3 separate regions of the Homo sapiens genome follow, and all the other regions are linked to region 3. A link is a contact called in ENCODE Hi-C or POLR2A ChIA-PET data. All regions are on one chromosome and are shown on one strand. The core of a region is the stretch at or near the end of the contact, and the rest is flanking DNA. Distances in the headings are between cores, read along the strand shown.

Region 1 (4,216 bases), core at 1,149-3,648, 700 kb after region 3:
GCAGCAGTGACTCAGGTGCGATCTTGCCCGAGAACACCTCCTTGGTGTTTGCCTCCAAGATTTTGATGCTCTCAGCAAAGCCACCCTTGCCAAAAAAGCAGCCTGCCTGTAGTGCCACCGGCAGGTTTACTAGGACCTCCAAGATCTCTGCAGAGTGGCTGCTGGGACTCCAGGAGCCACAACTCCAGGGAGGCTTTCCCAGGGTTGGCTAGTGCCTGTGCCATCAGCTATTACTCTTTAAAATAACATTTCATTTGAATAAAGATTTACCTTCCCATGGAATTACAGATGCTTTATTCTGTATGTGAAGCACAAGTTTAGGAAGTTATTTTAGAACCAGAGTGGTGGGAATCCACCAGTGGTAGACCAGGATCCTGTAGCTCAGGCTGTCTTGGTAGCTCTCCAAGTAACTTCTCTCCCACACACCAGTCCCCTCAGTGTATAGGCATTCTCTGAAACTGGTGGTGGTGGCATTCTCTCCCCTTCTTTGGGGCCTCGCTGTCACATGATGGATGCCTGCAATCACTGTTCTACCCCAGTTTCCAGCTGTAGGGCCATGTATTCAATGGCATAGTGACTAAAGGGCTGTTCAGAGAACCCTGACCAAGATTAATTTACCTAAAGTTGGAACAGAAGGACATAGTCAAGTTTAAAATCAAATGCTTTGTGTGGTGGCAGAAGGGAGTGCCTTTGACGGTTTGCAAATGCAGAGAGGCAAGGATTCTCCAAAAGTTCAGAAAATCGTATGAGATCTGAGTCAGGAAAGGATTCAAGAATCCACCACCACATATTGAATCATATAGGAGCCGAGCACTTTATGAGTATGCTTTTTGTTTGTTTTTGAGACAAGGTCTTGCTGTGTTGCCCAGGCTGGAGTGCAGTGGCACAATCATGGCTCACTGCAGCCTCGACCTCCTGGGCTCAGGCAGTCCTCCCACCTCAGCCTCCCTAGTAGCTGGGACTGCAGGTGCACACCACCACACCTGGTAAAAACAAAACCAAACACAACTATAGAGACATGTCTCTGTTGCCCAGACTAGTCTCAAACTCCTGGGCTCAAGTGATCCTCCCGCCACAGACTCCCAAAGTGTTGAGATTACAGGCATAAGCCACTGCGCTAGGGCTTATGTGTGTACTTAATTTAACCCTCATCCTTTAAGGTAGATATTAGTACCCCTATTTTTTAAAAAAATTATTTATTTATTTTTAAGGCAGAGTCTCGCTCTGTCGCCCAAGCTGGAGTGCAGTGGTACGATCTCAGCTCACTGCAACCTCCGCCTCCCAGGTTCAAGCGATTCTCTGCCTCAGCCTCCTGAGTTGCTGGGATTACAGTCATGCGCTACCACACTCAGCTAAGTTTTTATATTTTTGGTAGAGCCGGCGTTTCACCCATGTTGACCAGGCTGGTCTGAAACTTCTGACCTCAAGTGATCCGGCTGCCTCGGCCTCCCCAAGTGCTGGGATTACAGGCGCGAGCCACCCCGCCTGGCTAGTACCCCTATTTTTGTAATGAAGAAGCTGAGGTACAAAGAGGTTAAACAACCTGCTCAAAATTACGAAGTAGAAGCCTGAGGTGGGGTATGGTAATTTGTGATTCTACATTTATCCACCATATTAAGTCAACTGTGTTAAATCATGTTGAAGGAAGATGATGCGCTGTGATCTGTAATATTGGTGCAGTTCAGCATTACCGTGGTGCAGTGTCAAGTTCCAAAAGACACAAAACTGTCTGATCGGCCTGTAGCGCATCACCGCCCACCAGCAGTACCTGAAGACGCTTTCAGTCCCCTGCTAGTGCCGTACGGAGTCCGGGCTGGTCCATTTACATTGAAAACAAACTGATCCTAGCATCTAAGTCACCCAGACATCTTTTAGGCGGCAAGCTTTTCAGACAGTTTAACACATTTATTCTTGTTTTTTCAAAAAGAGCAAACACGTGGCGTTACAAAGGTCCTCCGTTTCGCACGCACCGGTGTCCCGGCAGCGCGCTGCGCGTCGGGAGGCCCAGTCTGTCGTCCCGTGGGGCCGGGGGTCAGGAGGTCGGGCAGGCGGGATTTGGGGTTTCGCGTGTTCCGGACCGGACACTTCGCCATCTTAACGAGCTACCGCCCGGGTTAAGGGGCACCCAGGGCAGGTGCCCGGCCGGGGGTGGGGTGTCCGAGCCGCCGGTGCCTGGACGTGGACCCCTGCAGGAAGGGTCCGCGCGGGAAGCGAGCTCTCCACGAGTCCATGACAGCAGGCCCGCGGGGGCAGGGAGCCTGCGCCAGGCAGTCTTTCTAGATCCTGGCCCAGCCTGGCCGCTTTCGCGCCCGTGCTCCTTTTCGGGGATCCTAGAGCGACGCGCAGAGCGGACCAAGGGTTCCCCCAGCGCGTTCTCGCCGCCTGGCAGCTCGCTGGCCACGCCCCTCCGCTTCCACCCTGCCACCGGCCCCCGCCGCCGCAAATGTCGCGAGACCTTCGTCCATCCTCCCGGCGTGGTCCCGCTGCCCACGGCGTCCAGAGCGCGCACGCAAGCCCCGGGAGCGCGGGACAGACAGGGCACGCTGGGTCGGCGGAGCTGAGGCTCCCAGCTGTGGGCCTCGCTGGCCCGGTCGCCCAGTCTCGCGAGAGTTGGGAGTAAACAGCCCCGAATGGAGTGCCCAGGCGTGTTCGCCGCGGAGGCGCCGTTATCCCGGGCCCGCCGGCCCTGAGCTCCCGGCGGCGCAGGTACGTCAGCCGCCCGCGCGCGGCCTCCCCGACCCGCTCCGCCTAGCGGCGGCGGCCCGCTCGCTCAGGTGTGCCGGTTGCGTCCGAGGCCCCGAGGCGAGGGCTGCGGGGGCCGGGCCGGGTCGGGGGAGGTGGGCGCGGGGCCTCCGGCGCTTGTTTGGACACAGCGTGCCTGTACCGCGGCCCTGCGGGGGTCTGCGCGCTCCGGCAGCTTGTTCCGTTGCCTGGTTTTCTTTACGTGAAATGAGCATTCACCGAGTGAAACAATACGCCCTGCTCTGGCCCGGAGCCTCCAGACAGACTCAATTCTAGGTGCGCTTCCGGGGCAGTGCTGGCGTCAGGTTTAAAAGACGTCGATTCTTTGCCTTATCTCGGTCTGTGCATATTGCGCTGCTGGTTTTTGGAAATGCGGGGATTCTGTTCGGCGAACTCTCAGAACCAGATTGCCTTTTAAACCTGTAGCTTCTTAAAAATCTTGCCTCGCCTTGGCATGGTTGCGCTACCTAAGACCGTTGTGGATCGTCAGTATTTTTATTAAGATGTTTACCTTTCATATTGGGTTGAGCCCCTGAGAATCTTGGCCTATTTGTCTACACAAATTAAGTTATTAGATTCTGATTGACACTTCGAAATTACGTGGAGTGGAATACGACCTGCGTTGAATTCTGGAGACTCATCCTTTAGTCTGAACTGTGTAGGTAAGCCCTCCTAACGTCAAGGTCTCCAATTGTATGTCTACGAAAAGGAGGGCTTGCAGAAGAGAAGTAATTCCTCTCATTTTTTTTTTTTTCAATCTGGAGAATCCGCTTTTATTATTTATACTTATTTTTTAATGTAAGAGCTTCATTGAAGTAGAATTTACATACCATAAAATCCACCTGTTTTAAGTGTACTATTCAGTGGTTTTTAGTAAATTTACAGCAGCACAGCCACTACCAAATCCACTTTTAGAACATTTCCGTTACCCCAAGACCTCTGATGCCCAGTTGTAGTCAATGCCCATTTCCAGGCCCCGCCACAGGCAACCTTTCATCTACTTTGTCTTTCTAGATTTGCCTTTAATGACTATTTCGTATATTCAGATGGAAACATATGATATGCGGCCTTTTGTGTCAGGCTTCTTTCACTTAGCATGTTTTCACAGTTCATCCATGTTGTAGCATGAATCAGGATTTCATTCCTTTTATGACCAAATAATATTCAGTTGTATGGCTATACCACATTTTGTTTAAGCATTTATGCAGAACACTTTTGACAAATAAAAGTTTATTTTATGCTCTAATGTGTGATGCGGATGACAGCAAAACTGTTGATTGAGAATGGGAGCTGGGACCTGACCCAGACACGTGTCAAACGACTGCACTCCCCAGGCACCCCGTATAATCAAGAGTTGGTCCTTTCTATATAAAAAGGGAAAATTCCAATGCAGAGCTTGCGGAACCTTTGAAGCACCTAGGGAAGAAGTGGGAGCTCTTCTAGTCAGGAGGTTAACAAGAACTAGGAAGGCTGG
Region 2 (3,706 bases), core at 273-2,772, 530 kb after region 3:
ACCCACAAGAATGTACCAGGCGTCAACTTAATGGCAGGCACCAGGGGCACACATTAGTGAAACAGAACCCTGCCCTACCCCAAGGAACCTACATGCTACCCTGTTAGGCAACACCAAACAAAGTCACAATTATTTGATTGAAAGCTGCCAAGATGCACTGCCAGCTTGCTATGTTGCAAAGACGTTCTACATACTGAGACATTCAATCCTCACACAGGTGCTGTGGGTGCCAGCATTACCTTCTTGAGCCCTCTGTGTGCTGATATCGTCCTGGCTCACTCCGTCCCTGCGGATCTGTGATCTCTGGGGGGTGGGAGGAACCAAAAATGATAGCCTCCTCCACCCCATTCTCTCTCCTAGTTCCCTTCCTGCTTTATTGCTTCCTCAGCACTTGCAATCTGCACATACTAATAAATGAGATCTCTCTCATTTATTCTTTGCTGCCCCCAGCCCCCCATTGAGTTCCCCAGGCAGAGATGTGAGGCCTGTATCCCCACAGCCTAGGACAGTACCTGGTAAACAGTGGCGACCCAGACATAGTTGTGTGAAGAAATGCATCCCTCTGTCTTTTGCAGATGAGATTGCTGGGGTTCAGAGACGTCAAGCAGCTTGCCTGAGAGAAGCCACGCAGCTAATGAGCAGCAGAGCCCGATTCACACCCAGACATCTGGCCCCAGGGCATGTGTTTCTTGCCACTCACTGCCTCATGCCTTCTCTTTGTACTGCCATCGTTTGTCACCCAACTGCCTCTGCACCTCGGCCACGCCACCCTTGAGGATGGGGGCTGGTACCTCCTTTATCTTGTATCCACAGGACCCCACAGAGTGCCTTCCCCAGAGCGGTTTCTGCTAAATTCTGTTTAACAGAGTGTATTCATTCTGTTTGCTGAATGAATAAACAACCACATGAATGCATAAGTGTATTTCACAAACATTTGGTACTGATCAGGGAGACGGAATGCTCCGTTTAAATCCTGGGGTTCCGAAATGAGATGCTGTCTTTCAGGAGCAAGCATACTTTTGTAACAAGGCAAAAGTAAGGCACGATTCTTTGGCACATTTGTGATGTGTCTTTTGCCTCTTGATTCACAGATAAGGGTCCTTTTTTGGGGGTGAGCCCCATCTGCCCACCACACAACTCAGACACACACGGATAGGAAGACGCCTGCCTTGCCACGTTTTGGGGGAGCACTTACAGGAGAAGGCAGTGTCTAGGGATCGCCTCTCCTCAAGGCTGACTCCCACCCACACAGGCTGCCCCAGCCTCCCCATCCCAGGCACTTACACGGGATTTCTCGGCCAGCCTCGCAGGCAATGCCCGTTTCCAGATATTCTTGGCAGAGCCGGCGTGGAGGAGAAGTAGCAAGAGGCACAGAGCCCGGATGATCTGCCTCCTGCAGCTGCCCGGCCCCACGCCGGTTAAAGGCATTTCCTCCCTGGGCAGCGACCTTCCAGACGCACACAGAAGAGGGGCCCCCCTCGCTGCGTGGGCCTGTGAGTGGGGACAGGAGCGTGCACAGTCTGCTGGACTTTCTTAGTTCCACCCAGCAGGGTCCCTCGGATCATGTGTCCGCGTCCAGCACATGCCCCTTCCTCGATGGTGGCTGGCCTGCCCGGTTATTTTTAGCTTGCCCTATAACATCTGGCCCCAGACGCTCCAACCAGGGCGTCTGCAGCCCAGGCAGCTCAGTGGGCGGTGGCAGCAGGAGGAGGGGGCACCGGCTTGCTTGGAGACGTGGCCGGGAGTGGCCTGTCACTCTCCACTCTCCATAATGAGCACTTCCTTGCAGGCTGGGGCGGTCTCCTCCCAAGGAGGTGTGCTTGACACAGGGCTCGGGGCTGGACATGCAGGGGAGTGCAGCCGGATGGGTGGGGGCTCGGCTGCTACCTTGTTCACATTTCGAGCTGGGCTGACAAACTATCTGCCTATAAAAGCTTCTTTGAAAGAGGCTGCTGGACTGGCACTGGCCAAGGGTGCAGCCATGAAGAGACGACTTCCACCCTTGCACCCGCCGGGGTCCTCCTGCCTGATGTGGGCATGTGGGTAGTTCCTCATAGCGTGTGTTTCCTGTGAGATTTAAAAGAAATTGAGCACATAAAGCATTTCACACACATAAGTGTGCTGTCACTGTCAGCCGGTGTATCTGCACATGTGCATTTATGTGTATGCGTGTGTGCACGTGGGTGTGCATGTGCACGTGTGTGTTTTACAGGAATGTAGCACAGCGGGCTCAACATTTCACAAACTTCATATTCCCTTGTCTGTTCTCAGCACTTCCAAGACAGATACTGGTTTTTTGTTTTGTTTTGTTTTTCGAGACGGGTCTTGCTCTGTCACCCACGCTGGAGTGCAGTGGTGTGATCACAGATCACTACAACCTCTGCCTCCCGGGTTCAAGCGATTCTCCTGTCTCGGCCTTCCAAGTAGCTGGGATAACAGGCATGTGCCACCATGCCTGGCTAATTTTTGTATTTTTAGTGGAGACTGGGTTTCACCATGCTGGCCAGGCTGGTCTCAAACTCCTGACCTTAAGTGATCTGCCCGCCTCAGCCTCCCAAAGTGCTGGTATTACAGGTGTGTGAGCCACCACACCCGGCCCCAAAACAGACACTGTTTTGATGCCCGCTTTACAGATGAGGAAACAGAGGGGGCTGCCTGAGGTCATGCAACAGCAGCAGAGAGGAGGCTGGAACCCAGGTAGGTCAGACCCTGTGGCACCCCCCTAGGCGAAGCAGAAGGGACCCAAGCACTAGGCTTGACGCACCTGCCTGATCCCAGTTCAGCCTCTGCGAGATGCTGGAAAGCCTCTTGCTCATGGTCCTCAGTTCTCTCATCTGTGAAATGGGCATGTGAAAGTCTCTGCCTCTTGAGATCGATGTGGGGCTACAGGAGAGGGTGCCAGCTGTGCCCAGCACTTGCACAGAGTGAGTGCTCCAGAAAGATTGGTTCCTCCCTCCCTGGGGACCCTCACCCCCCACCTCCTGGCCAGCACAGCCTTCAGAATGCCCTGGGCAGGTATCATCAACCCCTCTTGGCCTTTTAGTGAATGACAATAGTGGCAAACACATATAGTCTGTGTAGGTCGGGTACGGTGGCTCACACTTGTAATCCTAGCACTTAGGGAGGCAGAGGATGCCTTGAGCCCAGGAGTTCAAGACCAGTCTGGGCAACATAGTGAGACCTCATCTCTACAAAAAATACAAAATAAAAAAAGTAGCCCGGCGTGCTGATGCACACCTGTAGTCCCAGCTAATTGGGAGACTGAGATGGGAGGATCACCTAAGCGTGGGAGGTTGAGGCTGCAGTGAGCTGTGATGGCGCCACTGTACTCCAGCCTGGGTCACAGAGCAAGACCCTGTATCAAAAAAAAAAAACCTTAAAAGCCATACAGTCTGTGTGTTCGGCAATGTTTGAAGCACTTCCTGCATTTTAATGCTTTTAGGTCTCATATTAGCCTTATAAGCAGGTGCTGTCTAGGATCCCATGCACAGAGAGGTTAAGACACTTGCCCAGTGAGCAATGCAAAATTTAAGTTCACCATCAGAGTCCTGTAAACCCAGGAGCCCAAGCGTGAGAGTCTTTTTACATTTTAGACCCTAGATGCCTCCTTTGCCTCCCGCTAGGCCCAGCCCTGATCATTACCTTGCCCTAGATTCTAGAATATTCCTTCATTTCTTCATCCAGAAACTACTGGCTGAGCCCTTAT
Region 3 (3,928 bases), core at 951-3,450:
CTCAGTACCTGTCAGCAATGTTGAGCCCAAGCCCAGGGTCAGTTGATCCCCTCCCAGCCTCACCCCAACAGGGACCAGGGACCCAGATCCCTGCCAACGTTAAAAAAACTCCCACATGGCACAGAAAGCCTCAACTAGCAGCAAGCTCTGCTGGGACAGTCATGTGGCTGGTCATTAGATGGGCACCTTCCCCCAGAATCTGGGGCAGGGCCCAGCCTGGACGGCAGCTCTACCCCGCCCTGGCTGTGTCATGTTGGGCACACACCTTAATAATTCTGAGCCTCAACTAACTCCTTGTAAAAAGTGCCCAGCTAATAGAGCAGGCAGTGAGCTCATCCGTGGAAACCCTGGGCATGTCTGGTCTGTACTAAGCATCATGTAAATGTCAGCTGCTTGTATTATTACAAATGGCATTATTACTATTCCTACTCTCACATCTTAAGAAACTCTGAAAAAATCAAAATCACCCTCTTGGTTTCTCCTCCCTGGGTACATTGTCCAGTGGTTTTAACTGGAGCCCCTGTAAGACAAAACATCACCTGTGTGAAGGTCAGGTTCATGGGTGGAGTTGGCAGTGGGCAGGGAAGTGTCTTAAAGAAAGCAGGGTCAAGAGTGCAGATAGGACCCACCTGGGGGTGACAGCATTCCATACCAGCTGGGGGATCTTAGGCAAGCACTTCACCTTGCTGAGCCTCAGTTTCCTCAGCTGTGAAGTGGGCATCAAGAGGCCTACTCCCCGGGGTGTTGCAGCGATGACAATACAGGTAAACTGCGTGGCACAGACCGCGTGCCTGCCGCACAGGCAACACAGTCACACACCCACCCCTTCTCCTGAGTGGGAACAGCCAGATCAGGGGCAGAAGCAGAAAATCAGGTGCATACAACCCAAGGAGCCCTGGGACAGCCGACAGTCACAACTCATGGCCTCAGTCTACTGGAAAGGACCACGCCCCGGTCCTGTTCTGCAGGCTCTCCTCACTGTCAGACATCAGACCCTGGATGGGGAAAGCAGGCTCACCCCATTCTACCAGGGCAAGAGGTCCAAAGGCCCAAAGGGGAAACTCACAACCCCACTCTCGGTTGCAAGGCAAGCTAGGCATTTGCACGGGATGCTTCTCTCAGCCAGGGCAGCAACTCACATTTTGGCTGAGAGACGCCCAATTCAAGTTGGACTGCGATGAGCAGGCATCAGCGAAGTCCTCCCTGGCTTGTCCACCAGCCCAGCCTTAGCAAGGGAGGCTCTGGGTCTGCAGCACATGAGGGACTAGCCCTGGCTCTGTCCACGTGGGACGACCGATCTCCCCCACACTCCAGAGTGAGCCCTCCGCTTCCAGGGTAACTCTCCCCACGCAGGAGTTATGCAGGTGCCCGCTCTGGCTAAAGAAACCCAGAAACGTGTTCCCCCAGACTGCAGAACCCTGACATGGCCCCAAGTCTCTACACATCCATTTGAAGCTCTGGAGACAGACAGAGCTGGGTTCCAGCCCTGGCTCTGCCCGGACAACTTACTTCACCTCTCTGACCCTCAGCATCTTCATCTGAAATGTGGGAAGAAGGCTACCTTGCAAATGAAATCACAGAGGGGCGTGGCCCTCTAAACTGCAGCTGAATGCACATGCCACTAGATCACCCTGGTCCTCCAGACATGAGTAGGACACATTCTAATGCCTGCCATATCCATGCCATCAGCTTTCCAGTTATTGACACCCACTACGAACACAGGAATGCAACAAATGCTAGTGAACTGCACGAGGAAGGCAAGAGAGTAAACAGCCTCTAAGGAGCAGGATTCTGCGCTCAGATCGGCGTTGAATCCTGGGTCCTTGGAGTCCTGGCTGCGAGGTCCTGGACAAATGAGTTGTCCTCGCTGAGCCTCAGTTTCTCCATCTGCAAAAGGGCATGTCGCAAAGCTGTGTTCCGCTATGCAAGCAGAGCACTCGGTGTGGTGCCAGCACACAGTCAGCCCTGCGAGGTGGCATCTGTCCTAGTTATTCCAGCTTCTCGGGGGGGTAACAGTTTGCAAAAGGGAGAAGCATGGAAATCACACTTACCTCCGCAGGGCTCCAATCACCAGCTCGCTGGCGTCTCCCGCGTCCAGCAGACGCGGTAGCAGCGGCGACAGCGCGGGCACAGCAGGCACAGCGGGCACAGCGAGCAGACAGCTCAATAGGAGCAGCCGGAGACGCCCTGGGATGCGAGTGGGTGCCGGGGCTCAGCGTACCGCCTCTTGTAGGCTCCCCGGAGCCCGGAGGCCACGCCCCCAGATCGCTGGCGGCGCTGGTAGGACCGAGCATCACCGGCCCCGCCCCCGGCCCCGCCCCGCAGGCTCAGCGGGCTGAAGGAGGCGGGGGGCAGCTGAGGCGCGGGCGCCGGGTGGGCGAGGAAGGCGGGGCCGCTGGCCTCCAGGGCCGGCTAGGGACAAGGAGACGCTCAGCTCCCTCGCCACTGGCCACACAAGCATAGTTTTCATTGAGCGCTTACTATGCGCCTGGCGCGGTGCCAAGCGCTTCCCACAAGGGGCTTGCAAATTTACCAAACCCCAGCTCTCTGCAGCTCAACTGGAAAATAGGAATAAGGAGGCGACCTCCCAGGATTTTAGCAAATGAAATCCGCAAGGGCTGGGCGCTGTGAACTGTGGCGCGGTGCAGAGTACACAGTTACTGAGGTGACTCCCACCCTCTACACGTGCTCAGAAAACTTAGGCCCCCTCTTCCCAATTTGCAGACGAAGAAAGGGAGACTTGTTTCCGGATGGGGCCGCTAGCGCGGGGATCCAGGCTCCGCACTTTACCTTCAACGACCCTAGGACGCGTTCCCAGGAATCCAGGGAGGTGGAAATCACCTCATTTCACAGATCCAGTAGCTGAGGCTTGGAGAAGAGCGTGCCCCAAGTCCCGTAGCTAGGAGCAGTGCAGCATGTTCATATCTCTTTTGCCCGGAGGCATTTAGCATTTTTAACCTGTGCAGGTACATACGGAAATCAATTTAGAGCCAGACGAAATCACCTTTGAAACAGGTAAATCCACGTTCCTTAAGAGCTAAGGGACTGCCCCGTGCTCCCGCCTCAGTCACAAAATGTGGACGGGTATGCAGGCACTGCGCGGTAAGGTGCTGGGGCCCAAGGGCAGGAGGGGGCCTGTCCGCACTGCTCATCTCCGCACCAAGACACCGGAATTAGCTCCTCCAGCATTAACTCATTCCCCAAATACCCATCGAGTCGCTCTGTGCCGGGCCCTGTGCTATACAGCAGGCACAAACAAGACACCTCCGGGATCTCAGAGTCTGGGGCCCCCACGAGCTAGGGCACGTGGGAGAAACAAGGATGGGGAATGGGTGGAACAAGGACTATGGAAGGCTGCCTGCGTGACGTGGACTCAAACAGGGAAGGCTTGCCTAAGATTTTGGTGCGGCTCAAATGCAGATACAGAATAATGCAGACTGGCCGGGCGCGGTGGCTCACACCTGTAATCCCAGCACTGTGGGAGTTTGAGGCGGGCGGATCACCTGAGATCAGGAGTTCGAAACCATCCCGGCCAACATGGTGACACTGTCTCTACTAAAAATACAAAAATTAGCCGGGCATGGTGGTGCATGCCTGTAGTCCCAGCTACTTGGGAGGCTGAGGCAGGAGAATCGCTCGAACCTGAGAGGCAGAGGTTGCAGTGAGCTGAGATGGCGCCATTGCACTCTAGCCTAGGAGACAAGAACAAAACTCCATCTCAAAAAGATAATAATAATGCAGATGTTTTCTGTTATCTTTTTTTCCTCTTTTTGTTTTACTTTTCTCAGTCTTTGAAGCATCATTCTTCAGAGGCACTCAACTGGCATGCAGTCATCCAATAATTAAGCACCTACTATGTGCTGGGCTCTGTTTCAAGCACTGGAGGGCTCAGTAGTGAATAAGACTGTTCCAGAACAACAGTCCTTGG

What was found. Hi-C counts contacts between places; a loop is a spot of excess contacts on that map. ChIA-PET counts read pairs that join two places held with the same protein, here RNA polymerase II (POLR2A). Pooled maps may share reads with other maps.
Region 1: a loop to region 3 is called in a pooled map, with 2.6 times the contacts of the local background. The contact joins the promoter of MBTPS1-DT here to the promoter of CRISPLD2 in region 3. A Hi-C loop is called at or near these places in 1 of 50 pooled maps. POLR2A ChIA-PET finds 5 or more read pairs at or near these places in 2 of 52 experiments (HCT116 and activated CD4-positive, alpha-beta T cell).
Region 2: a map of sigmoid colon shows a loop between it and region 3 (6-fold over the local background). The contact joins the promoter of WFDC1 here to the promoter of CRISPLD2 in region 3. A Hi-C loop is called at or near these places in 2 of 168 maps with a recorded cell type or tissue (prostate gland and sigmoid colon) and 2 of 50 pooled maps.

The regions. Positions count from the first base shown.
Region 1 is chr16:84,115,225-84,119,440 of GRCh38, reverse strand. It overlaps MBTPS1-DT (MBTPS1 divergent transcript), which reads right to left and starts at 2,398. Exons shown (of 1, transcript NR_186375.1): 1 at 278-2,398. MBTPS1 (membrane bound transcription factor peptidase, site 1) reads left to right here and starts at 2,499. Exons shown (of 23, transcript NM_003791.4): 1 at 2,499-2,706. It also overlaps the pseudogene LOC648774. RefSeq lists an enhancer at 1,769-1,928 and silencers at 2,079-2,178, 2,579-3,008.
Region 2 is chr16:84,292,694-84,296,399 of GRCh38, reverse strand. It overlaps WFDC1 (WAP four-disulfide core domain 1), which reads right to left and starts at 1,522. Exons shown (of 7, transcript NM_021197.4): 1 at 1,285-1,522. The coding sequence starts at 1,428. LOC124903734 reads right to left here. Exons shown (of 6, transcript XM_047435022.1): 5 at 2,765-2,883; 6 at 1,562-2,067. The coding sequence ends at 1,562.
Region 3 is chr16:84,818,257-84,822,184 of GRCh38, reverse strand. CRISPLD2 (cysteine rich secretory protein LCCL domain containing 2) reads right to left here and starts at 2,200. Exons shown (of 15, transcript NM_031476.4): 1 at 2,052-2,200. RefSeq lists a silencer at 2,238-2,427.